6 separate regions of the Mus musculus genome follow, and regions 2, 3, 4, 5 and 6 are each linked to region 1. Evidence: chromatin loops called from intact Hi-C (ENCODE). Cell type or tissue: heart. All regions are shown on one strand.

Region 1 (4,000 bases):
CTGTCCTCAGGGCAGATGGCTTCAAGTGCAGTTCTGACTGGACCAAAGCTGTGTTCAGGTGCGTCTGGGAGGTCATGCCTATACATAGGCCTGTGTTTGTGTGCCTACACTTCTGATCTTCTCCTCTTGTTCTGCTGTGACCTGTACAGCCCTGACAGAAGCTATGCACTGGCAGGCTCTTCAAACGGCGACCTGTACATCTGGGATGTGAACACCGGGAAACTGGAGACCAGCCTACAGGGACCCCACTGGTGAGCAGCCTACTGAAAACTTCCACACGCAAACTTCCATGTTCTGATATGTCCCCAGACCTTTCGCATGCATTTGGGCTCATTACTACCATCCTGAGAGCCCATTTTATAGATAAGGAAATTGTCTTGGGCTTACAGAGGCTTCTCAAACCGCCTGCTGGTTGGATGTCCAGGGTCAGAGTAAGGCTGCCTGCCTGCTCCTGCTGCCCTCCTGAGGTCTGTCTTCCCTCTTCAGCACTGCTGTTAATGCCGTGGCTTGGTGCTTCTCCGGGAACCACGTTGTGAGTGTGGACCAAGGCAGGAAGGTGGTGCTCTGGCACTGAGTGGCACAAGTTCCCTGTATGGGTTGGACTCTGAAGCCAGAAGCCAGAGAACAGCTTCCCTGTGCTCAGGACTCCAGAGCTGGGGTTGGGGTCTACTACAGAATTCATGTGAGGGCCAGGCAGGACCTGGCCTGTTTGTTAAAAATCAAAGTGTGGGTTAGGAACTACAGTTTTGTTTTTTAAAATCTATTTGTTTACTCTCTTCAGTGTTAAAAACTGTATCTAAGCCGTGTCTTGCCTCTTTGAAGCATTTGTGGGTACAGAGACACTTAGACTTAGCCTCTTCTTTTTCCATAGAGCTAGGGCCTTGTAGCAGAGCTTCTGTCTGGGAAATGGGCTGTTCCAGTCTAGCTGTGGGATAACATGAAGAAAGGCTCAGGCAAGGGCAGCAAAGAGCAGCTTTTCATCTAGGGAGTGGACCTGATGGAAAGGGTGAATAAACCAGAGTGACATCGGAATAGCTGGCAGAGGCCTGCCTGGAGCCTGGGACAATGGTCTGAGCTGTAGTCCTATGTCCTGGATGATGGGTGGCCTCCTGCCACTATCTCCTTCCCTTGTATGTTACCTCTGCCCTTGCAGCCACAGTGCCAGTCTCTGGGGCGACTGCGCTTAGTGCTGCTCTCTAAAGGTGCCTTCACTCCCCTAGACTTGTCCTGATACAGTTTCCTCAGCTTTTGTTGTTGTTTGGACAGGGTCATGTAACCCTGTCTAGTCAGGCACACATGTAATAGCTCAGAATTTGTGGAAATCTGGCCTCAGCCTCAGTGTCGGGGTGGCAGGCACTGACTGCCTCAGCCCTCAGCATCTAAGGTACCATGGTCAGCATGGCCAAAAGTCCCCTTTCTGCCTTCAGAGAAGTTCGTCACTTTGGTCCTACACATGCTTTTTCCTCTGCCTTCAATGTCCTTGTCTCTCCCAACGACAATTCAGGTTATCTTTTGGGACCTCTTTATTGACAGCCTATCCTTAACTGTCAGGCTCAGTAAGAGGCCTTGGTCCCCTACTTCTAGTTTGCCTGTCTTCTTAAAACTGGGAGCAACTGTAAGAGAACAGTATTCCCTGCCTCCAGTCCTGGCCCCAGGAAATACTTCCTGGGTGGTTATATTCTCTTGCTTTGCAAGTTCAACAGTGGAAGGTTCCAGGGATGGGACATTCCAGCTCCTCAGCCTTGGCCATCCCCTTGGCGCAGCTCTCAGTGGCCACCAGGGGTCACTAGTTTCCTGGTCAGCAGTTTTGTTTTATTTTGTTTTTTTTTTTTTTCTTTCTGCCTTTCTTCTGGGAAAGACCAACTCGCCCAGTGGCCACCATTACTGAGGATCACCCAGACCTCGGTCTTGCTCTGGCTTCTGAGCCTTATTTGTTCCTCCTAAGCATTTGTGATGGAGCACGTTCTAAAGTGAGAAAAGATTGTCATTCAAGGTAACACAGCTATACACAGCTGAATGGTTCCCGCATCACTCCTTGCAGACTTACTCATTTATGTAGCTGAGTGTGACCTCCTTCCTGCCTGGGCCTTCACCTCCCAAATATGTATCCCCATATGGTGTTGGAGACTGGAACCTTGGGGATTTGTTTGGGTCAGAAAAGCAATGTACAAACTACATCTTCAACCCACATCCTCTCTTTTTATACAACTTTTTTTGTGTGTTTGAATATTTTGCCTGCATGTATATAAGTGCATGTGTACGTGCTTGGTGCCCACAGAGGACATCTTAAACTGAAGTTATGGACGGTTATGAGCTGTCATGTGGCTTCTGGGAACTGAACCCAGGTCCTCTGCAAGAGCAGCAAGTGCTCTTAACCTATGAATCATTTCTCTAGCCCCTGCACCACAAAACCAAAATTTCAAGAGACAGAGGCTCTCAACTGGGCAGGGTTTTTCCACCAGGGGTACACAGAGCTGTGCCTAACCTGACACTCCCAAATGCTCTTTCACCTTGGACTCTGAGCTGAAGATTACCTCTGGAGGCATGTGCTAGGATTTGAGAGTGAGTCCTGGGAGACTGCTGTTCCAGCCACAGCATCTGGGCCAAGTCCCTGCAGATGTTTCCATCGTACCTCAGGCAGTAGTGAACTATTTTAATGACCCGTAAGAGTTACCTAGGAAATGTGACTCACTCCTGGGTACAGGGACCTCTCTGCCCCTTCAGTTCTCTTGAGGAAGAGCCAAGGCCAGCAAAGGAGAGATTCCTAGGGTTCCTAATAAAAATTAGAATAGCCTGAGCTTGCCTAGCATCACAAAGCACAACTATATGAAAGGGGCTTAGCTTAGTTGGCAGGATGCATGCTGAGCCTGCATGAAGCTCGGATTCAACCTCCTGCATCACATGAAACTGAGTATTGTATATTATGCCTGGAATCCCAGCACTTAGAAGAGGATCAGAAACCCAAGGTCATCATGATTTGGAGGACAGCTTAGGCTACATAAGACTGTTCAAACATTTTTTTAATTTTAGAGAGGCCAAAACAGCAAAATATTGGTGAACTTTCTGATTCTCTTTGGCAAAAACTAGACTCAGGTTCAGTAGAGGGGACTGGCCTAGTCTTGTGGAAACCAGTTTAGCTTCTTCTCCCACTCCTATCTTATGAATCTCAGGGAAGTCATAATGTTTTCCAGGCTGTTATGTACCCCTCCCCACTATGGAACGTCCTTCAGGGGTTGATATACAGATGTGAGGCCTGCTGCCTGAATTGGCTAGGCTCAACCCTTTCTGATCCTGAGACCCTAGGGAGAAGAGACAAGTCCTGTAGGGATCCTATTGCCAGTGCTAGCTCAAGCCTGTTCTCGAGTCTCTCGCCTAAGATGTGAGAAGCCCCTCCAGTGCCCTGTAGACAGTCTCTAGAAGAATCCTGATAACCAGGTGTAGGCCCACTTGTGAGATTCAGATATACCGTGGGTAAGTGCCATGTCTGCTGCAAGTATATCCACTAGTAACTATCTTTAGTTCACTTGTACATCATCTTACTAAATCTTCCTGGATCTGAGGCAGTTTATATTATCTTCTCACTTCCAAGTTAAAGATGAAGTTGAGGGCTGAGACTTAGATTATGGCAGGCAAATCCATGCACGGCAGAGGTTGTTCATGGGTCTCCACCCAGTTCTTTCCCTGCCCCTTACTGGTGTGTCTGGCATATAAACCTGTGAACCCTAACTCACAGGTTTTCTCTATTATGCTTCAGGATAACATTCCAGAAACATGTTCCTTGAACAGCATTCTCAGGAAAAGACATGAAGGAGTCCTATGTGTTTTCTTGGCCACTGATCCAAAGGAAAATAGTCCAGGAACAAGACACTCTTTGGTGTTCTCGTAGTTCTTGGCAGCTCATGCTTTTATAAAGCAAACCCAGCAAAATCCCAGGAGGAAACAAAACTTGCTATGTCAAGTTGCAGGATTTCAGGAAGAAAAATGTTTATTCTCCCCTTGA
Region 2 (4,000 bases), 230 kb after region 1:
AGCCAGGCTGTGTTACATAATAAGTTCCAACAAACGTGAGACATCTGCAAGGCTGTTATCAGCTTATCGGCAATTCCTTCAAGTATGATCTCTTTCTATGCTTAAGGAAGTGCGTGTGCGTGTGCGTGTGCATGTGTGTGTGTGTGTGATTGTTGTTTTGGGTTTTTGAAACAAGGTTTCTTTTTTGTGTATCCCCGGTGTCCTAGTACTTGTTCTGTAGACCAGGCTGACCCGGAACTCAAAAAATCTGCGTGCCTCTGCCTCCTGAGTGCTGGACTTAAAGGCACAGGCCACCATTGCCTACTTAAGGCAGTTTTGTTTGTTTACATTTTGTTTCTGAGACCATTATAGCCAACATTAAAAGGTGCTGGTTAAAGAGCTTTGTGCTAGCTCATCCCTCTGTCAGCTGAGCTGCAACTCCAGACCTCCTTTGTGATTAAATCAGTGATGGCTGATATGAAGGAGCCTGTGGGACCCTGGCAATTTTAGGGTCCCCAGCAACAACTCAGAGGCTTACAAGGGCAGGACCTTTGTCCTGAAGCATGATTAGTTCAAGGTTCAGAGAAGGGAATTGTTGGGTACAGTCCACAGGGTGCTCTGGAGGACTTCCTGTCCGCTGCTTCAGAGGAGATTCAGAGCCCAGGGCCTGATCTCTGACAGTACCATCAGGCTGCCACAAGCCGTCTGGCCTGGCTTGGGTGGGTGTTTTCCTGAGACAGAGGCTAGGCCAGACACTTCAAATACCCTCTCAGCATCTCTGTCCCTCAGATGTGAATTACCAACTCTCTTGGCAGAGGGGGAAACTGAGGCTTCCTGGGGTAGAGAAGCTAAGCCTTGAAGATGGACTCTGGGCTTTTTTTTTTTTTTTTTTTTTTTTTTTGGTTTTTGGTTTTTGGTTTTGGGAAACAGGGTTTCTCTGTGTAGCCTGGCTGTCCTGGAACTCACTCTGTAGACCAGGCTAGCCTCAAACTCAGAAATTCGCCTGCCTCTGCCTCCCAAATGCTGGGATTAAAGGCATGTGCCACCATGCCCGGCTAGAATCCAGGCATAATTAACAAAGTCACCACAGGCTGGACACCGTGGTCTGCTCTGAGCTCCCTTAGGTGGCCTGAAGGAGAAACCTCCCAGGGCTGGATGCCTTTCTGGTTGTGAAGATGGGCCTTCAAAGCTTATGTGAAGTTTTTTAGCCAGGAGGATTCCAGGAAGGCTGACAGAGGAGAGTAAGCCATTGGACACCGGCCTGTGTGCTTCACACCCTCTGGACTTGAAGCAAAGTTCTGGCTCCTGTCTGGGCCCAGGGCGGGTTGTTTAGGAGCTGGGTCTGGCTGCAGATCAGAAAACAGGGCCCACCCTGCCCTAGAAGCTGGGCCTGCGGGTGAGTCCAAGCTAAACCACCACACAAGGGTCCATTGTGGTCTCTCCACCCGGCCCTGGGTTCTGCCAGCCCTTCCGGCTCCCGGAAAATGTTTTCCTTCTGGCAACTCCAGGGCAGCCTGCCCTTAGCCAAGATGCTGACTGGCCACACCTCTTGCCTTTCTCAATCAGCAGAGATTCTGGGGACTGGTAGCCCAGAGTGCTGGGGCTAGTCTGCGTGTCACACACAGGGTCCCTAAAGCTTGGGGAAATGAGCACACCAGGGCTAGATTCAGAATCAGAACCTTGTACTTCGTAGCCATGTTTTCCAACAAGGAGGGAGGTAAGAGGGTTTGTACCAGATAGGGGAGTAGCGTCTCCTCAGAAAGACTTAGGTGGCATTCTGAAAGAAATAACGATATTCATGCCATTTTCTGGGAAAGTTAGGTCCCCCAGGAAACAGCTGGGATAGCCTGCGGGTTACCCACTTCTTCTGGCATCCAGCCTTGAAATGCTGAAATGTAAAACCAGGCGCCGAGTTCTGGTAGGATGGTTCAGTGGATAACGCTACTTGCTGCAAAGCCAACCAACCTGAGTTTGCTCCTCAGGACCCGAAGGATGGAAGAAGAACCAACTCCTGAAAGTTGTCATTTGGCGGGTGGAGTGGGGTTGGGGAAGTGGGAGGTGGAGAGAGAGAGAGAGAGAGAGAGAGAGAGAATGAGAATAAACCAGGCATGGATGCGTTGCGTGGGATGATGTTTCATGGGGTGATGTTGCGAGGACAAGCAGGATTGGAATTTGAGGTTTCATCGCTGGCTGCCGGGACCAGAGGCTCCGGGTTCTGGGTTTCCTCGACTCTTTCACGGGCAGACAGCGCCACCTGGGGTCCAATCCATGGGACTTGAATCCCTCTGGAGATCCCACTCAGAACTCTCTGGGGATAGAAGGAATGAGCTGGGCACTGGGGATAAAAATGCTAAGATGGGTCACCAGCAGCTCTACTGGAGTCACCCACGGAAGTTCGGCCAGGGTTCCCGCTCTTGCCGCGTCTGCTCTAACCGCCACGGTCTGATCCGCAAATACGGGCTGAACTTGTGCCGCCAGTGCTTCCGGCAGTACGCGAATGACTAAGGACTAAGTTGGACTAAGCGACCTTGAATGGATTGTTCGACTGATTACCAAGCAGAACCAATCATGCTAGTCTTTGTGCACAAAGAATAAAAATGTGAAGAACTTAAAAAAAAAAAAAAAAGCTATTCCATGCAGGCAGGCCGGAGGCGCAATAGTAGAGGCCGCAGGCACAATAGTAGAGGACCACTCTACTGGATGAGAATCAGGGATGCTTTGATGGGGACCTGCAGGGTAGAGGTCACGGATTTGGAGTTAAACCTTTGTCTTGCAAGAGTGAATGGTACTCAGTTCAGGAACAGGCTGTGAAACCCATGGAGAGCTTGGTGCGTTGGCAAATGCTGGTAACAGCATTAGGCAAGTAGAGGAAGGAGGATAAGGAGGCCAAGTTTGTAACAAGCTATGTTGGAAGTTCGAGGTCAGCCTGAGCCGCGTGAGACTCCGTTGGTGACTCCGTGTGTGAGAACACTGGACAAGCATGAAGACCTAGGTTCAGATTCCATCACTAAGTTTTTTTGGTTTTGTTTTTAACATAGGTCTCTGTTGCTATGATGAAATACCACGACTTGGGAAGGAAAGGGTTTCTTTTTTTTTACAGCTTACAGCACTTCATTGGAAGGAAGTTGGGGCAGGAACTAAAGCAGAAACCACAAAGAAATGTTGTTTCCTGGCTTGCTCGGCAGGGGCTTGCTCGCTGCTTTCTTATACCACCAATGCCCGTTTGCCCAGGAATGGCCCTGCCCCATTGGGCTGGGTCATCCCATGTCAATCATTAATTGCCTACAGACAATAGGATGGAGGTATTTTACCAACTAAGATTCCTCTTCCCAGATAACTCCAGCTTGTGTCAAGTTGATAAAAACCCCTCAAGCTGGAGTTATCTATATCTAGCCTATAACCCTAGCTTCTGGGAGGTAGAAGCAAAAGGATCCCTGGGGCTTGCCCATCAGTGAGAAACCCTGTCTGGAAAGGCTTAGGACATTCTTCTGCGTTCTCCTCGGGCCTCCCTGCAAGTGCAAGGACACGTGCACCCATGCTCTCACATACAAGTCTACCAGATTAACACACCTCACCACACAGATGCTCAAACATAAGCATTCTTAAAGCATGGAGAAGGCATTGTGAGTGTAAATGTGGCTGCTTTGATTTTACTTTTGTATTTGTGCTAAGAATCAAATAACTTTACCAAGAACTCCCACACACACACCTCTCTTCCACCACCACCCTGCCCCCCCCCCCCGCCTTCCCCCCTCCTCTCCCTGCCTCCCCCTTCTTCCTTTTCCATTTGTTGCTGTTGTTTTCAAAACAAGGTTTCTCTGTGTAGCCCTGGCTGTCCTGGAACTCACTCTGTAGACCAGGCTGGCTTCAAACTCACAGAGATCTGCCTGCCTCTGCCTCCCAAGTGCTGGGATTAAAGGAGTATGCCATCACCACCTGGCTCTCTTCCTTCTTTTAAAATGAAAACAGTTGCTTACTTTATTTCTCCATCTAAACTGGCATTTAGCTTTATAAATTTTAT
Region 3 (4,000 bases), 380 kb after region 1:
TTCTGTCCTGTTCCCATGCCCTAGGCCCCGCCTACCGTTGACATTCTGGTGGCTTCTTCCAGGTGTGTCCCTTTTCTCTCTGTCTTTATCTCTTTCTCTATCTTTATTTTTAGATGACATTGAGGCAATACAGTTTGTCGATAGGAGTGCCCTATGCTTTCATTTGATAATACAGTGGACTCCTTCTCTGTAACTTTTCAGAGGTCTTCCTAAGGGCCCATGACTCAGGAGCCCTCCCTTCCCTGTAGCTGGAGTTGACGCGGGCTGTGTAGGTAGAGTCCATGTGCGGAGAGCCCAGGCTGACACTCTCAGGCTAACCCCTGGCTGGAAGAAGCCCTCCTCCTGGCACTCTAGACAGATGTAAACTGTCCCAACTTTTCTACCCAGGGTCCCCTGGGGTGGAGTCCTGCCTGCTTGGCAGATCTTGCTTGGGTCGCCAGTGACACAAGGTAATAATAGGGCCCACCCAGGAGATTATTTTGAGGTTAAAGCCAACACCTGGGAGGTGCTTAGTCAGCAGAGAGTGGAATCCCTCCACAGATAGACCTGCTATTTTTAGATCTTTGCTGTCTTCCTGTCCTTGGGCTCTGTAAAGTTAAGTGATTTATCCAAAGTCCCAGCCACTTAGTGGTCAGTGGCTGCAGGAGGATTCGGGTCCAGCCCACTGCCTAGTCTTGAGAACCCAGCAAGTCACGACTTGCGCTGAGTCTCAGTGTTGTCACTGAGTTGATATGGAGTCTTAGGAGACTTAGTGCTGCGCTGTTCTGCATACTCCATGGTACCGAGTAGACAGCACTGCCACTTTCTGTTGACAGCTACAAGTCTGGAGACTCTGAAGACTCAAAGCCAAAGCTTCAGGAGTGGTCCTCTGAGCCGTCAGGATGCCTTCCTAGGGTGGACTTTGGTCCTGGGACGTGAAGCCACCCCACTGGCTGACACTGGCTGACCTCAGATGAGCATCTTCTGGGAGCTTCTCTGTTCAGCTCTAGGGCTGCTCACTAATTGATGGGGAAAGCACAGAAGAGCCTAGAAGCACAAGCTGCTGGTGGTCAGCAGAAATCACATCTGCCAGTGTGGCCCAGGCCTAGTGGTGGCCCTTGAGCCCCCACTGGGAAGGAAGCAGAGCAAACTGGCCTGGTGTGATGACAGAAACTTCTGTCAGGTCTGGGTTGAGCCCGACACACTAGGGTTGATGTAACCACTTGGTAACAGTATACCCTGGAGGGCACGGTCGGAGTAAGGTGAGGTCACAGTATATCCCAGCTACGTGGGTACTTCTGGCCAAGTGAAGAGACCCTAAAACCCTGAGGCCCTACCGGACTATGGTGGTACACGCCTTAATTCCCAGGAGGCTGAGGCAGGCAGAGCTCTGAGTTCGAGGCCAGCCTGGTCAACAGAGCTAGCTCCAGGACAGCCAGGGCTACACAGAGAAACCCTGTCTCTTTAAAACAAACAAACAAAAAAACAAACAAGCAAACAAACAAAAAACCCCTGAGGTCCTGAGACATTCTGTGCTGGGAAGTAATACCATTCGTCCAGCAGAAAGGAATGGCGCCCGCTGAGTGGTGGCAGCTGGCAGCGCACACCTTTTTCCTGACACTTGGAAGGCAGAGGCAAGCAGAACTCTGTGGGAACTGGTCTAGAAAGTGAGTTCCAGGATAGGACAGGGCTACACAGAGAAACCCTGTCTCCAAAAAACCCAAATCACAAAACAAAGAGAGAGAAGGGTGTTGGTGGTGGGGTCTGCCCTACTGCCCTTTCATTTTAGGAGGTTGATCATAGACACCCGTGGCCTCCTCGCTGTGCCTATTCATCCTGCGGACACTTGCTGTCTTTGTCTCTATTCACACCTGTGTGCTGACTGTATGCCCTGGGGAAACGGCTCTAGGCCTTAGTGGTGCCTCCTCTATCCTGGAGCTCCCAGATCTTGTTACTGCCCCCTGGTGCCCGAGGTAGCGTCCTCATAGGTCTGTAGCATAATAAAAAGGATGGACTGATTTGGGAGTCACAACGGGGCAGTTGGTGGGGCAGTTGGCGCCTGCCCTGGCCTGAGGTGAGGTTGGTGAGGGAGGAGATTTAAGGCTCCCTGGAAAAAGCAGAGAATAGATTAAATGGGACTTGACCCAGCCAAGGGCAAGGTGCGTGTGGGGATGGACCCCGTGCTGAGGGCTGGGAGGGCACAGCAGCAGGCGGAACTCGGCCACCTCATTTCCCGGGGCCTTTGGTGGCCTGAGCAGAAGGGTTTCTGGCATTGTCTAAGTGGGGAAGATGGCGTCTTTTGGCTGCGGGCTTTGAGAGTCCCTAGGATTTATACACAGCCCAGTCAGGCCCTGTCCTTTATTCCCTGGGGCACTGGCCTGGGGCCGGCTTGGCCTTTCCCAGGGTGCCTGGCCCAAGGCCCAATGAATCATCTTCCGCCCTACAGGCAAGACACCCCATCTCTATCAACAGTGTACAAATGGAGCCCCCCGCCCCCATGTGCCTGGTCTGAAGAAAGGAGGGAATTGGAGGGGCTGGAATCAAACCCTAGAAACTTCCGTTCCCACGACCCTTCACCCCAGCCTCCCTCCGTACTACCAAGATGGGTGGAGATGGTAGGGAGCCATTCTTTGTAGAACAGCCACTGAGCTGTAGATCTGGCATGTTCCAGGTAGGGAAATAGACACTGAGGAAAGGTATTTACAGCTACATGAAGGTAGGAGTTGAAGTTCAGACCATGTGGGGCCCCGGCCGGCCTGGGTAGCATTCTGAACATGGTTTGGATATTTGAATTTTTAGAGCTGTTAGGGAAAGTCTCCTGGAAGTCAACACATCCTGGGGTTCCAAGCCAAGGCAGGGCACAGTCCTGTGTGCAGGACTGGCAGGGATATCCTAGGAGCCCCTAAAATACAAACTTAGAATACAGATTTGTTAGCATTCTCCTCCAAGGTCTCACACTCAGTTATGCCTGGCTCCTGACCTGTAAAATGGTGGCTACGGGGGAGAAGTGGGCAGAGAGGTTGAGTTCAGAGTGGACTGGCTCATCCGATGCTTTTCACGTCTGCTGAGGTCCGACTTACCCTCCAGCCCCCATCTCCTACTTCTGTTATCTGGGATAAGGAACTTTTCTTTTGAAACCTAGAAGATTCAGCTGTATCCTCTTGAAACTGAAAGGGGTGGAGTGACAGAAAAAAACGAAAAGAAAAAAACCCCACATTAAAAAAAAAAAAATCATGCAGTTAAATTCAAACCACATGCCCTACAATCCCAGTCCTGCAGGCCTCTGCTGCCACCTAGCAGTGCTTGGTGGAAGTGCAGTCCTAGAGCCCCAGCTTCCTCACTTGGGCTTCATCAGCCATGCCTTTCTCCCAGTATGACCTCAGTCACCCTCTGGGAACCTAGTGGGGAATTTAGAACCCTCTTGAACTTTCCCACCTCCTTCATCTGTTTACAGAAGGGGAAACTAAGTCACAGAGCAGGAAGGCCAGCCAATAGGTACATGTTATGTACCCAGTGTATGTCTAGTTTATACTCATTCCTGTTTGGATTATTCTTGTAGTCCTGGGGCAGGCAGACATTGAGACCTCCCTTCTGTTTCCATCTATGTCTTAGCCATCCAGGGAAACGAATACAGCTGTCAGCCCCACTTCCTAATTCAGGGTGCCCCAGGTTTGGCCTGACTTCTTATTTATGTGCCCTGCAACTTAGTGAAGTCTTTCAGCTGCTGATACGCCATTTGCTTGGGGTTAGATCTTAGCCTAGGTCACCCCACTGAAGTTCTCAGTACACATCCTGTAGGAACCGGTGTCTTTCCTAGACCACGGTGCTCCTGGGAGGTCAGAGAGGTGCTCCTGGATTCTGTTACTGTCTTGGCAAAGTATAGATCTGTAGTGTGTTGAAGACTGGACTGGGGAGTTATCACAGGGCACTCAGGGACAGTGTGAGGCCTACATAGGGCTGTGGAGAGAAATTGTACCTCAGGTCCCCATCGAGGACCTCGCAGTGTATGCTCTACCCCAGG
Region 4 (4,000 bases), 340 kb after region 1:
TTGAGGCTAGCCTGGGCTACAAAGTAAGTTTCAGGACAGTCAAGGCAACATTATCTAGAATACATACATATATATATATATATATATATATATATATATATATATATATATATATGAAGAGTGTATGTGTGTATGTGTGTGTGTTTATATGTATGTATGTATGTATGTATGTATGTATGTATGGGAGGTCAGAAGCATCAAATTTCCTGGAGTTTGAGTTATAGGCAGTTGTGAGCTCCCTGATATGGAGGCTAGGACCAAATTTTGATCCTTGAAAAAAAAAAAAACAACACATAAGCTTTTAATCACTGAGCAATCTCTCAATTCCCTTCTTTTCTTTCTTTCTTTCTTTCTTTCTTTCTTTTTTTTTTTTTTTTTGATAAGGTTTCATGCATGATGTCAGGTTGGCTTTGAACTCGCATAGCTGAGAATGACCTTAAATTTTGGATCTTCCTGCTTCCATCTCCCATGCCTGGACTATGCAGTACTAGGGACCGGACTCAGGGTTTTGCGAACATTAAATACGCTAATAGAGCAACATCCCCAGCTCCTCTTTCTAACTTGTTATGTCGCTGAGGATGCCCTTGAACTCCCAGTTTCCCTGTTCTACCTCCCAGGTGTAAGGCTTACAGGCCTTCACCACCACGTCTGGCTTTGGATGGTTGATATCAAGGGATAGAAAACCGGTTAATGGACTGAAGCAAAACAAGAACTTGTCAGTGGGCATCACTGGAGTCCATTGGGAGGTTGAAGTCTCAGGCTTGGCGGCATCCAGAAGCTCCACAGTGTTCTCAGGGACCTGTGCGCTCCTCTCTCTACTCTGCCCCCTTGGATTCTGGCAGTCTCCTCTCTCGGGCTTATATCTCTGCGACACAGGACCATGCCTGGCACACAGTCCTGACAGCTGTGGCAACTCCAGCCTCACTCCTCCCAGCTTTGCAAGCCCAACAGAAACCCCTCTCCTTCTCAACCATTGAGCAAGGCTCTAAAATGAGGGCTCCTCCAGGTCTACCTGCATGGCAGGCCACAAGCTAGGCTTCAGTCTTCTCTTCCAACCACGACCTGGAGCCTGGTTATTGGACAATGGACAGATCTGGGGCACTAGTGGTCTGAAGCCAACTGCAGTCCTTATGATTAAGCAGTGTATATATTCCACTTACTGTGGGAGAGGAAGGGGTGGAAGAGCCTGGAGCCCAGGCACAGGGCAAGGTGCCTCCCACACAGCTCTGGGCCAGGCTTTATTGGAAGAACTGGATGGGGGCATCAATCTCAGAGGAGGGCTATGAAAGGGCCCCAGTCCCAGTGTGCAGCTTCTCCTTCACACTCACAATAAGCTTTCAGTTCCACATGGTCCCTGCTGAGCAGAGGGGGAAGAAGAAGTAAAAGGGAGAAGAGAAAGCAGATCTCTGCCCTCCCTGCAGCCTCGTGCTGGCTTTGCCAGCTCTAGCCTGCTGAGACCTAAACTGTCCAAGCAGGGATTCTGTCCCTTGCCCACTGTTCTCCGAGTGCCAGGGTCTGGGATCAAGCTAGATGTAGGTGGCTCTAGGGCACCAAGGATGGATAACACACAGGGGCAGGGCTGGGTGATGCCTGGGACAGAGGGCGTGATGTCTCTGTAAGGAAGGGAACACAGCGACCATAAGTTTCTCAGGTTCAGAGAAGGTGGAAAGCTGGCCCTAAGCCACACAGCAGGCAGATGGTGAGTCTCAGCCTGACTCAGAAGGAGGAAACCAAATCTTGACCCTTCGATCCTGTGCCTTCCATGCTAAATTCATGGGCCAGGGGTCCAGCCAGGGGATTTCCCAGCTTGGTTTCCCGGCAGGCAGGCAGGCAGGCAGCCCAAGGTTGGGAAGTTTCTTCCCAGGTCCAGCAGCTGCAGAGAACTACCCGGTAGGTGGTGACTCAAGTTTTCAGCTCCTGCCTCTATCCTACAGGCTACATGAAGGGTTACACAAAGACCCTACGTCCTAAGTAGCATCAGAAACAGTGAGACAGTTCTTCCTGATGTCTTCATGCGGTTGACGATGCTGCAGAACTGAACCCATAGCTGTCACCTGGACTGAGGGAAGGAAGCAAATGTAGGTTGTCCCTTGGTGGGGGTAAAGGGCTGTGGTATTTTTGGTGATGGTATATCCAGGGAACTAGAGTAGAGAGGGGTGGAGGATGCCTGGTGTCAGGGTGCTACGTCTGGCCTGACACTCAAATGGCTGTTGTAAGTGCATTGAGAGGGTGAGACTCAGACAGAGGGATAGATAAGTAGGAGGAATCCTGAGGAAGGCCAGAGGAACAGGCCTAGGGGCATGTCCTGGGCTTGCTCAGTGCCAGACTAGCAGGCGGCCCCTGAAGCATGGGCACAGTGGCCTCATCCAGTTCAGCTGTCCACTAGCGCCATCTCATGGCTTCAGACTCTCATTACAGGGACTACTCCAGTCCCTGGAGGAGCCACAATCATTTAGAGGTCTGACCCAAGTCTTGCCCTGCCCCAGGGTCAGCACCCCATCTTCCCTTAATCCTTCAAAGTTGCATCAATCCTGGGACAGACCCTGGTGCCACCGGAGCCTGTCCTGGGAACACCACAGGAGCTAGCTACTGGGAAGAAAGCCAGGTCTCCGTGGCTGCTTGGATTTCTTGGCTCATACGCAAATAAACCGTAGGTGCCCAATTTGTACACAGCTGGCCAAATGTCTGCCTGAAATTCAATCTGCCTGGTCTCACTTTGGTTCAGATTTTCGGCTCCCTGTCCTGTAAAGTGGGCTTGGGGTAGGCTCAGTGCACAGACGGCATCTACAGTCTACAAGGCTCCTTTACAAGTGACAGAGTAGGAAGAGTCCTCACTCTCTGTGGCATTTCAACATGCAGGTGGCAACTGTGACATTCTAGACAGCAGCTAAGAGAAACAGATGGGAGTGGGAGCAGAGGCAGGATATGAGCCCGGCCCCCACTTACCAGCTTGGCATTCGTTCCCTGCGTGCCCTGCCCCCACCCCCTTGCCTCACTGACTTCACACCAAAGCCCCCGTCATCTTCCCCTCTGAGTGCTGCCTCTGCCCTGAAGAACACACCTCTCACCCTCTAGCTGTCCCAACAGCTATAAAGCCCCATTCATGTGCCCACCCCTACCCCCAACCTCATGACCCTTGGTCTTTAAGTAGAAGGGACAGCAACCACTAATAGTGGAATGTTGGGAGAGCTGACGGCACACAGTATGTGTTTAATAAGGGCGCGTAGTGAAAAGGACGTATGGGCAATAAAATATCTAGGTAAGAAGTACCCAAGTGGATTGTCACCTGGAGGGAGGTGAAGACAGGCATGTCAGTAGATGACCTACCAAATGGATGGAGGATTGGGATAGGAGTACAGACTCAGAGAAGTGAATGGAATCCTGGTGGCTCAGCTGTCACAGCTAAGGGAAGGGCCAAGAACTGTGATAACACACCTATACATTCAACAGATGAGAACACTGATGGAGAGCTGGGTGGAAAGCCACTCGCTGGGTCTGCCCATGCCCATGTCCCCTCCTCCCATGGCTAGAGAGGGAGTTCTGGGAAGGATGACTTTTGTTCAGCTCTGTGCTCCTCCAGGCTGTTTCCGCCAAGCCAAGGTGTGGGGGGTGACAGGGAGTGCCCCCCCATCCAAGGGCTATTTCAGTCAGAGCTAGCAGCGCCAGGAAGCAGAGGAAACTGTCCAAAGCTACGCCAGAGATGCTACAGTGTGGCTGAGGACAGGAGCATGGGCAGCTCCGAGTCTGAGTGTCCTGAGTGCCCCAACACACTTGGAACTATCAACTCAGGACGGTGATGGGATGCTGTATGTGAGTGTCTGTGTCTTGAGGAAATGAGCCAATATGGTGTGGGACAGAGTGGTTGGACAGTTTGGCAAGCTGGGTGGGGTCTCTTCAGCTGGGGACTCAAGGGAGGATCAAGATGGGCTCATGAACTTGGTGCTGTTTTAAATTTGGAGGTGCTCAGGTTCTGGCTAACAGAAGTAGACTATGGACGTGT
Region 5 (4,000 bases), 300 kb after region 1:
TGAATGAATGCAGTTTGCAATGAGGAATGAATGAGATACACTGGATGCATTGGCTATTTCCTGTTGTGACATAATGCCTTACAACAGCAATGTAAGGGGAGCGGATACACTGAGGTCCACAGTTTAAGAGGGGTCACATCTATCATATCTGCAGCCACACAGCACAGAGATGAATGCTGGCACACAGCTCCCTTTCTCCTTGTCATCCAGTGTGAGACCCCAGTCCGTGAGACAGTGACACTCACCTTCAAGATGGATCTTCCCACCTCGGTGACTCCTCTCTGGAAATGCCCTCAAGGACAAGTCCAGAGGTATGTCTCCTGAGTGATTCAGTGCCAGCCATCACACTGGGTAAACTCCTGCAGGTTAATTAGCACCAGACGGTACTCGTGAGACATTAATGCCCTCTTCACAAAGTAAATTTAAAAATAGGAGCTGTGGTAGCACAGACCTGTGGTCCCAGCACTGGGGAGGCACAGGCAGGAAGGTCAGAAGTTGAAGGTTATCCTCAGCTACAGAGCATGTGAGACTAGCCTGAGCTATATGGAGCCTGTGTAAAGAAAGGAAAGGAAGGAAACAAAAGGGAAGGTGACTAGCTCAGCCAGCAAAGGCCCTGGCTGCTGAGCATGACAGAGTCCGATCCCCCACATCCACATGGGAGATGAAAACAAACAGTTGAAAGCCCGCTCTCAGGAGCCCAGGACTCTGTGCACTCCTGGGAGTTCTTTCTCACCTTTTTCTTAAATATAAGTTCCCTCTGATAATAATGATAGCAACAACAACAATAACAACAACCATAATAGTAACAATAATACTATGTGTCATACCTAGTAGCACATGACTTTAATTCCAGCACTCAGGAAGCAGAGGCAGATAGGTTTCTGAGTTCAAGGCAAACTTGATCTACATAGCAAGTTCCAAGTCAGCCAGGGCTATATAGAGAGATTCTGTCTGAGTGAGTAAATAAATAAATAAATAAATAAATAAATAAAAGACAGATAGATTAAGAAAAGGAAAAAGGAAACCTACTATGTATCAGGTGCTTTCAATATACATTGTAAATAAATTGCTAGTGAATAAAAACGGTCACAGATGCTGCCTCTGCCTCTAAAAGGCAGGGGAGCAACAATCAATAATATTAATTGTAAATTATATGGTGTACTAAGAGGGATGACTGTTGTGGGAGGAGAATCCAGAGTGGGAAGGACTGGAAGCGGGGTGGGGGTGGTAGCGATGTTGCTCTTTTCATTTCTTTTCTGAAAAGGTCTGGTACATCCCTGACTGATCCCAAATTTGCCATGTAACCAAGGATAACACTAATATTTGGATGTTCTGCCTCTACCTCCTTAGTTCTGGACTTTACACATGCGCCTCCCATGCCTAGTTTTATGCAGTGCTGGGAACTGGACCAAGGGCTCCGTGCATCTGGACAAACCACTCTACCTACTGAGCATGTCCTCAGCCTAGAATCTGTTTGTTTTTGTTCAGTTGGGACAGGGTCTCTCCTAGACTTGCTTTCCTATAGCTAAGGATGACCTTGAACTTGTGATTCTCCTACACACACACACACACGCACACGTACACACACACACACACACACACACACACACACACACACACACCACCTCTCTGGAAGCGACTACAGACCTGCACCATAGGCAAAGGCCCAGCTTGAACCCAAGATCTTGATGAAGTCTGGTGAGGCCTTACAGCTTATCCACCGCAAGGGGTTGGAAGTTGGGAGGGCGTGAGGAGGAGCCCAAACAGTGAGAAGGCCTCTGGGTTTAAGAGAGGACGCGAAACACAGGGAGGGGAAGGACTCTTGTTATTTCCACTCACAAGCCAGTCCCAGGGCAGCTGGGAGTTGATTTGATCAATGACTTTTTCCTCTTTCCCTGAACTCCCTTATGATGGCCTTTTAATTGGGTCCATTTGTTCCAAGACCATGGGCTGAGCTGAGCAGACGCCAGATTATTTGCCCGTTATTAAGTAGACTAGGAAATGGGCCTCCGTCTTGGCCAGAGAAGTGAGAGCAGCTGAGCGGTGTCCCTGAGGAGGGCAGAGCGCTCTGCACTCAGCACCCTGCCATCCAGGCACTGGTTTTCCAACCCCACCCCCACCCCGCTAGCTTTTGTCTGCAGGCCCCTCCCCTCTACCCTGCCCTCCTGCGAGGGCGGGGTGGGGGTGGGGGGTTGCAGTTAACTGTTGATCACAGTTTTATGATGTTGAAAGTACTGTTCCCAGCCACATCTTACAGAGTCCGGTGACTACATTCTCTTTCTTGTAGAACTTTTTATTTTTTCTAGAGTTAATAATTTCCTAAGGGAGACATAGTCTAAAGACAAAGGGAAGGATAAATAAATCATAACTAATGCTTGTAACTAGATGGCTCAGTGGTTAAGAATGCCTGCTACACAAGCCCAAGGACCTGCCCTTGAGAAACATGCATCTGTAACCCCGGCTCGGTGGGACATGGAGCCAGTGGGATCACTGGCTTGCTGGTGCCAGCCTAGATGCAGTGAGAGACACAGTATTAAGGAAATAAGGCCAAGTAGAATAGATGGAAAGTGATGGTCTCCTGTGGCCTCCTTGTGAAATAGCACATGCACACGCGCGCGCGCGCACACACACACACACACACACACACACACACACACGAAAATAAAAACATCTTTAGGGGCTGGGGACTCAGCTTAGTGAAAGAGTGCCTAGCAAGCATGTGGGCTGCAGTCAGTCTTCAGCGCTGAAATAAATTAAGTTAAAAAAATTTTAAAGGTAAGACCCACAGTGGACTGAGACAGACATAACCAGCTGCTCATAATTCTCTTCCCCTATGAACATAAAATTATATAGATTGCTTTCTCAAAAAACCAATACACGTGCATATATATACATGTATATGTATATGTATATGTATATGTATATGTATATGTATATATTTAAATCTCATGTAATAATTTTTTAAAGATTTGTTTATTTATTATATGTAAGTACACTGTAGCTGTCTTCAGACACTCCAGAAGAGGGCGTCAGATCCTGTTACAGATGGTTGTGAGCCACCATGTGGTTGCTGGGATTTGAACTCCGGACCTTTGGAAGAGCAGCCGGGTGCTCTTATCCACTGAGCCATCTCACCAGCCCCTCATGTAATAATTTTAATGCACTGTATATACTATGTAATGCTTAAATCAAGTGAGGCATATCCTTTCTCCTCCTTCTTCTGTTTGTTTTGTTTTGTTTTGTTTTGTTTTGTTTTGTTTTGTTTTGTTTGAGACAGGGTTTCTCTGTGTAGCCCTGGCTGTCTTTAGAACTCACTCTGTAGACCAGGCTGGCCTTAAACTCTGAGATCTGCCTACTTCTGCCTCCAGAGTGCTGGGATTAAAGTCATGCACTGCCACCACCCAGACCATATCTTTCTTCCTTTTGCCATTTTCACACAGAAAGGGCATTGGATCCTGATTGGGAGTGACAGGCAGTGTGAACCACCAGACACAGAGGATGGGAACCAAACTTGGGCCCTCTGCAAGAGAAACAAGCATTCTCAACAGCTGAGCCATCTCTCCAGACGCTCGCCTAGCTTCTTATAATGGTAGGATATGATAATGTACAGAGAAACTCATGATTACACCCAAAAACAGAGGCCTTAGAGCCTCTGTTACCACAGCATTTGGGAGGCTGAGACTGGAGGATTAGAAGTTCAAGGTTAGCTTGGGCTACAATGTGAATTTGAAACCTACTTGGGGTATATAACAAGACCCTGTCTTAAAATGAAATGTTTAAATAAAAACAAACAAAACCACACAGTACAGTTTTTGATTTGCTAGCATACAAGCACATTTTTCTGCAAAGGGAATTAGAAGGAAGAGGCCTAATATTTCTCCTATTAGAAGTACATTAGAGCAAAAAGTGATGAGAAAAGTCTAGGTTTCTGCTTCTTTGTCTATTTTTCATTGTGAGATGGGGCATCGTGTATCCCAGCTGGCCTATGTAGCAAAAGAGG
Region 6 (4,000 bases), 180 kb after region 1:
TTGAAGTTTTGTCATCTGCTCACCTTGAATGTTTCTCAGCTCTTGTGTAACTTTCACCTAAAACACAGTATGTATTTATGAAGGCTTTTACTACAATTTGAAGGAAAAAAATTACTTAAAGAAGACACTATTTGTTAGAATGTATACTTCTAGTTTTCCTATCCCCAAAGACCAAAAAGTTCGTATTTCCCATCCAATTTTATTACTTAACTAAGTTTAATGAAAAAAACTAGCCAGGGAATGTAAGACAGGGGCTGAATAAAAATTCACAAATACAAAAAAAAAATTTGCAGTTTAAAGGGGTGCAAACTGTCATTCTGCTTTCTCTTGCTTCCCAAAGATTCAGACATTAACCACAGGAGCAGGGAGCACAGATGAGTGTACCTAATACCTAGCGACCAAAATGTACACAATCATGAAATAATATTCACGAATAAACTACATAAAATATTCCGTAATGGCTGCAAGAAAGCACACAGTCTCAGAATGATGCCCTCCACTCTGACAGCACATCAAATCATAATCTCTTTCTCACAAAGGAGAATGCAAAAGTGACCTTCCAGCATATGCAGGGCTTTTAAACTAACCCAGCAAGCCAGGCCGGGTGGCAGCCCACTTCAAACAGAGAGAACCGCCAAAGCCAGCTGGCTGGAGCCATCCTCGCCAGGCCGGACCCTGGGATTTCAATTGGTGTGTGATCGTGGTGGAATCCCGACCACCAGAGCAAAGCTACATGGAGAGGTGGGGTACACGTGCAGGGGGAAAGGGGGAGGATCAGTAACTGGGCAAAAAAATCAGATTAAGAAGAGAAAAGAAAGGGAAGCATAGATGATGAGTTACTCATAAGGCAAATGTTTGCCCACAAGGGAAGGATGTAACTGTCTCTACCCACTGCTCAGAGTAGATACCTAGTATCCATCTGAAAGATTTAAAAAGGCAAGGACACAGCCTTGGCAGTGCGGAAAGGTGTAGAAGGGAGCAGCCGAGTTGCTGGCAGCCCCAGAGCACCGTCACTGCCACCCAGGCCATCCAAACCCCAACCGTAGTGCTCAAACCATGCAACGCCAGGTTCTGGATTTCGTACTGGAAGCTCTGCTGTTTTCCTGGCCCCCTAGCCCGAGGCGGGGCAAAAGGGATGGGGGGTGGGGGTTAAGCAGGACCCGTCAATCCTTAATTTGCTTTCCCTTGGGGTGGGAGGGCGGAGACCGTTCCAACTTCTTTTCCGCAGCCCCGTGGGGGGAAAAAAAGGCCAAATCTTGAGGCGAGACTTGAAACAAATCCCCCCGCGAATTTGCCAATGGGTGGAGTGTCGACAAGCGACTGGAGGGCTCGAACCTGGCGCAGACTAAACAATCCGTCACGCACAAGGCTCTGCAAATCTGCAGGGGCTCCCCCGCCTCTCCCCCATACAGCTCTGAGAATGCACTTTGCTCTGGGCAGCACTGCCATGCAGACAGACACACACATGCATGCCCGAAAGAAAAAAAAAAAAAAAAAAAACTCCAGCGAGTGTCTCGGGGGGAGGGAGGTGTCCTCCCTAGTACTGAGGAGCACTGGCCGCCCCTCCGTCAGAAAGACACCCCGTACACGCGACCCCCTGCTTGGGGCGGGCGGCAACTCTGACAAGCCAAGAAGCTAGAGTGGTCACGGTCCCTTGCGGGAAGGGGGAGGGGGCGCAGCGGTCGCCCCAGCCGCGTTCTTTGTACGCACCGCCACCCCCCAAATCTCCAAAGCCCCCCGCCAGCTGCGCCCTTACCTTCCTCGGCGGCGGCTGCATGATGCTGAAGGGACATCAATCCTCCGCCCACCCCTGACGGCGGCGTTTAAAGGACTGTGAGGGTGAGGAGGGTTGGAGAAAATGGGGCGGCCCAGCAAGCCAGGGCGCGCGCTTGTGTGTGTGTGAAAGGAGAGCCTGGGAAGGAGAAGGAAGAGGAATCGGCCCGGAGGCTGCGAGGCAGGCGAGCGGCAGGAGCAGCCGGGTCGCAGCGAGTGTGGAGAGAAGGAGGAGCGCCGGGAAGGCCTGGGGCCCGGGCGGCCCGGGGGGTGTGTGAGGGAAGGAGGCGGAGACGGCCAGGGGGCGGGGGCCGCCGGGGGGGGGGGGCTCGCGGCTCGCCGGGCGGCTGAGGAGGAGCGGCCGCGTCGTCCGCGCTCGCCGCCTGCCGCGGCCCGGCTGCAGCTGGCTGACGCGGCGGCCCCCCACCCACTCGGGCAGCCCGGCCCTCGCGGTGCCCAACGCCCCCGCCCGGCCCGGGAAGGAGGAAGGCGGCGCCACGCTCCCCTGTTAGAGCTCCGCCAACCACTCAGGCCGCGGGAATTTCCGGCCCCTGGCGCGCGCCACAGCGCCCCGCTCCGGCTGCAGAGGGGATGCGCTCCCGGCCACACCGCCTGCTTCAGAGTGGAGGGGGGGAGGTTAGCCAGGCCGCGCCACGGGGCTCCGGATCTCGGTGTGAGAAAGGGGGAAACTTCACGGATTGTTCGGCCGAGGGGAACGGTGGGGACGGGAACGGGACTCGAGAACTACCCCAGTTCTCTCCGACGATGGAACGTTCCGGACGCTTCCCGTCCTCCCTCCCCCCACACCGAGCAGGCAGCTGGGGGCTTCCCGCGCGCCTTCCCGCCAGCCCGCTGGGGCGCGCGACTCCTCCGGGAGCGCGCACGTGGGAGGGAGAGGACTCTGCTCCGACGCACGCGCACAGGCCGCCCCCGCCTCCCGCCTGCATCTGCGGCTGCACAGTTTGTGTGGGAATTTGGCAGGAGTCGAGGGGGGCTAGGCTCATAGTGGGATTGTTTGCAATAAGGAAGGAGGTACCTAAGAGGATTCGGGATTTTGCTTTCTCTCAGTCCCTCAGCGTACCCTCCCTCCTAGTCAGCTAAACGTGCACTGAGAAATTTAGCATGAACAAGTCCTTTTACAACTAGCCGCAGGTGCCAGACCTATGCCATTGGAGGACAGGTGAAATAACCTAAAATTGCCAGGCAAAGGAATGGATGCCCTATTCCAGAGTACTTAGCCAGACCTCGTGGAGTCAACTGAGGAAAAGAATGAAAATCTCTTGAATCGGTCACTCCCATATCACAGATAGGAAGGCTGGTGTCCGCAGAGAATTGGAGCCATTCTCAAGGTCACATGGCATGCCTAGAATCCCAAGGGCTGAGTGTGAGGAGGGGTATCTTGCTTGGTGTTAGGGCGCATGCCTAGCAGCCAGAGAGGCCCTGAGTTCATCACTAGCATGGCAGAGGAAAGGATTAGGTGAGATTAAGAACCATAGGGAGACAGCAAGGGCCATGGAGGAAGCCTCTGAAGGAAGCCCTTGTCTGGAAGGGAGGACTTCTAGGTCAACTCACTTTGCCTGTCCTGAACTACTTGAATAAACTCAACCTCATCTGGCAATGACAATGCTCTTTCTCCTCAGGGTCCTATCAGGCACCTTCTCACTCTGTCCAGACCACCCAAGGAGTATCAGGCTCCCTTTGGGTTGCTTGGAATAGTAGAAAACCTTCTTCCTCGTTCCTAGGCACTATTTTTGAGCCACAGCTCCACAGGCAGCCACAGTGTGAGCTGGATCTCCCCCCTCCCCCACTTCATTCAGTACTTGCAGTCCCAGATAGCTGTTCTCAGAAACTCAGTTCAGGCCAAAAAGGAAGTCCATGAGACTGGACTAGACCAGGATGACTTACTTACCAGATAACCTACTGGCTCTGTGACCAGAAGATGAACTCCTACCCAGGTGTTTTATGTTGAGTTAACCTACATGCTAACAGATGAGATGAGGAGTCAAGAGTTGAGAGCTGTGTATAAATTACAAAGCCTACTCTACTGTTTCTGGTTTCCTTGAAGCCATCCATTTGCCACCAGTGTCCTCATTCAGATCAAGGAAGGCCTGGGGCAAGGGAAGAGTGGATGGGAACCCAGAGTCCTGACCTCCTCTGAAGCACAACCACTAGAGGTCGGGAGGTGGCCCTATTCTCAGCCTCACCACTGTCAGATGGTCAATACTGA

The links. Hi-C counts contacts between places; a loop is a spot of excess contacts. Peaks named below come from ENCODE experiments on the same cell type or tissue, not always from the same donor. Only the 100,000 strongest peaks of a DNase experiment are listed, where the experiment ranks them.
Region 2: it touches region 1 in a loop (9-fold over the local background); 27 of 42 quality-filtered maps call a loop at or near these places.
Region 3: a loop joins it to region 1, with 2.4 times the contacts of the local background. A loop is called at or near these places in 4 of 42 quality-filtered maps.
Region 4: a loop joins it to region 1, with 2.3 times the contacts of the local background. A loop is called at or near these places in 2 of 42 quality-filtered maps.
Region 5: it touches region 1 in a loop (7-fold over the local background); 9 of 42 quality-filtered maps call a loop at or near these places.
Region 6: a loop joins it to region 1, with 1.9 times the contacts of the local background. A loop is called at or near these places in 4 of 42 quality-filtered maps.

The regions. Positions count from the first base shown.
Region 1 is chr7:101,286,421-101,290,420 of GRCm38, reverse strand. It overlaps Atg16l2 (autophagy related 16-like 2 (S. cerevisiae)), which reads left to right. Exons shown (of 18, transcript NM_001111111.1): 16 at 11-58; 17 at 150-251; 18 at 487-805. The coding sequence ends at 574. Among named protein-coding and RNA genes, the nearest start is that of Atg16l2, 14 kb to the left of the region's middle. In heart, a CTCF peak has its summit at 1,764 (motif pointing right); no DNase peak of the experiment used is centred here.
Region 2 is chr7:101,059,810-101,063,809 of GRCm38, reverse strand. It overlaps the pseudogene Gm5735. Among named protein-coding and RNA genes, the nearest start is that of Fchsd2, 47 kb to the left of the region's middle. In heart, a CTCF peak has its summit at 2,242 (motif pointing left); DNase peaks (open chromatin) are centred at 1,409, 2,279 and 3,209; H3K4me3 peaks cover 630 bases; H3K27ac peaks cover 1,022 bases.
Region 3 is chr7:100,906,688-100,910,687 of GRCm38, reverse strand. All of the region lies in intron 1 of Arhgef17 (Rho guanine nucleotide exchange factor (GEF) 17), which reads left to right. Among named protein-coding and RNA genes, the nearest start is that of Arhgef17, 23 kb to the left of the region's middle. In heart, a CTCF peak has its summit at 1,938 (motif pointing left); DNase peaks (open chromatin) are centred at 1,947, 2,387 and 3,287; H3K27ac peaks cover 3,197 bases.
Region 4 is chr7:100,941,843-100,945,842 of GRCm38, reverse strand. The region is part of intron 1 of P2ry6 (pyrimidinergic receptor P2Y, G-protein coupled, 6); the gene reads left to right. Among named protein-coding and RNA genes, the nearest start is that of Arhgef17, 12 kb to the right of the region's middle. In heart, a CTCF peak has its summit at 2,395 (motif pointing left); DNase peaks (open chromatin) are centred at 1,262 and 2,452; H3K27ac peaks cover 871 bases; H3K27me3 peaks cover 1,581 bases.
Region 5 is chr7:100,983,105-100,987,104 of GRCm38, reverse strand. No RefSeq gene overlaps it. Among named protein-coding and RNA genes, the nearest start is that of P2ry6, 21 kb to the right of the region's middle. In heart, no CTCF peak of the experiment used is centred here; a DNase peak (open chromatin) is centred at 1,940; H3K4me3 peaks cover 427 bases; H3K27ac peaks cover 1,257 bases.
Region 6 is chr7:101,106,796-101,110,795 of GRCm38, reverse strand. Fchsd2 (FCH and double SH3 domains 2) reads right to left here and starts at 2,021. Exons shown (of 20, transcript NM_001146010.1): 1 at 1,757-2,021; 2 at 1-57. The coding sequence starts at 1,777. In heart, CTCF peaks have their summits at 2,361 and 3,931 (motif pointing right); DNase peaks (open chromatin) are centred at 1,075, 2,385, 3,185, 3,505 and 1 weaker place; H3K4me3 peaks cover 3,510 bases; H3K27ac peaks cover 3,205 bases.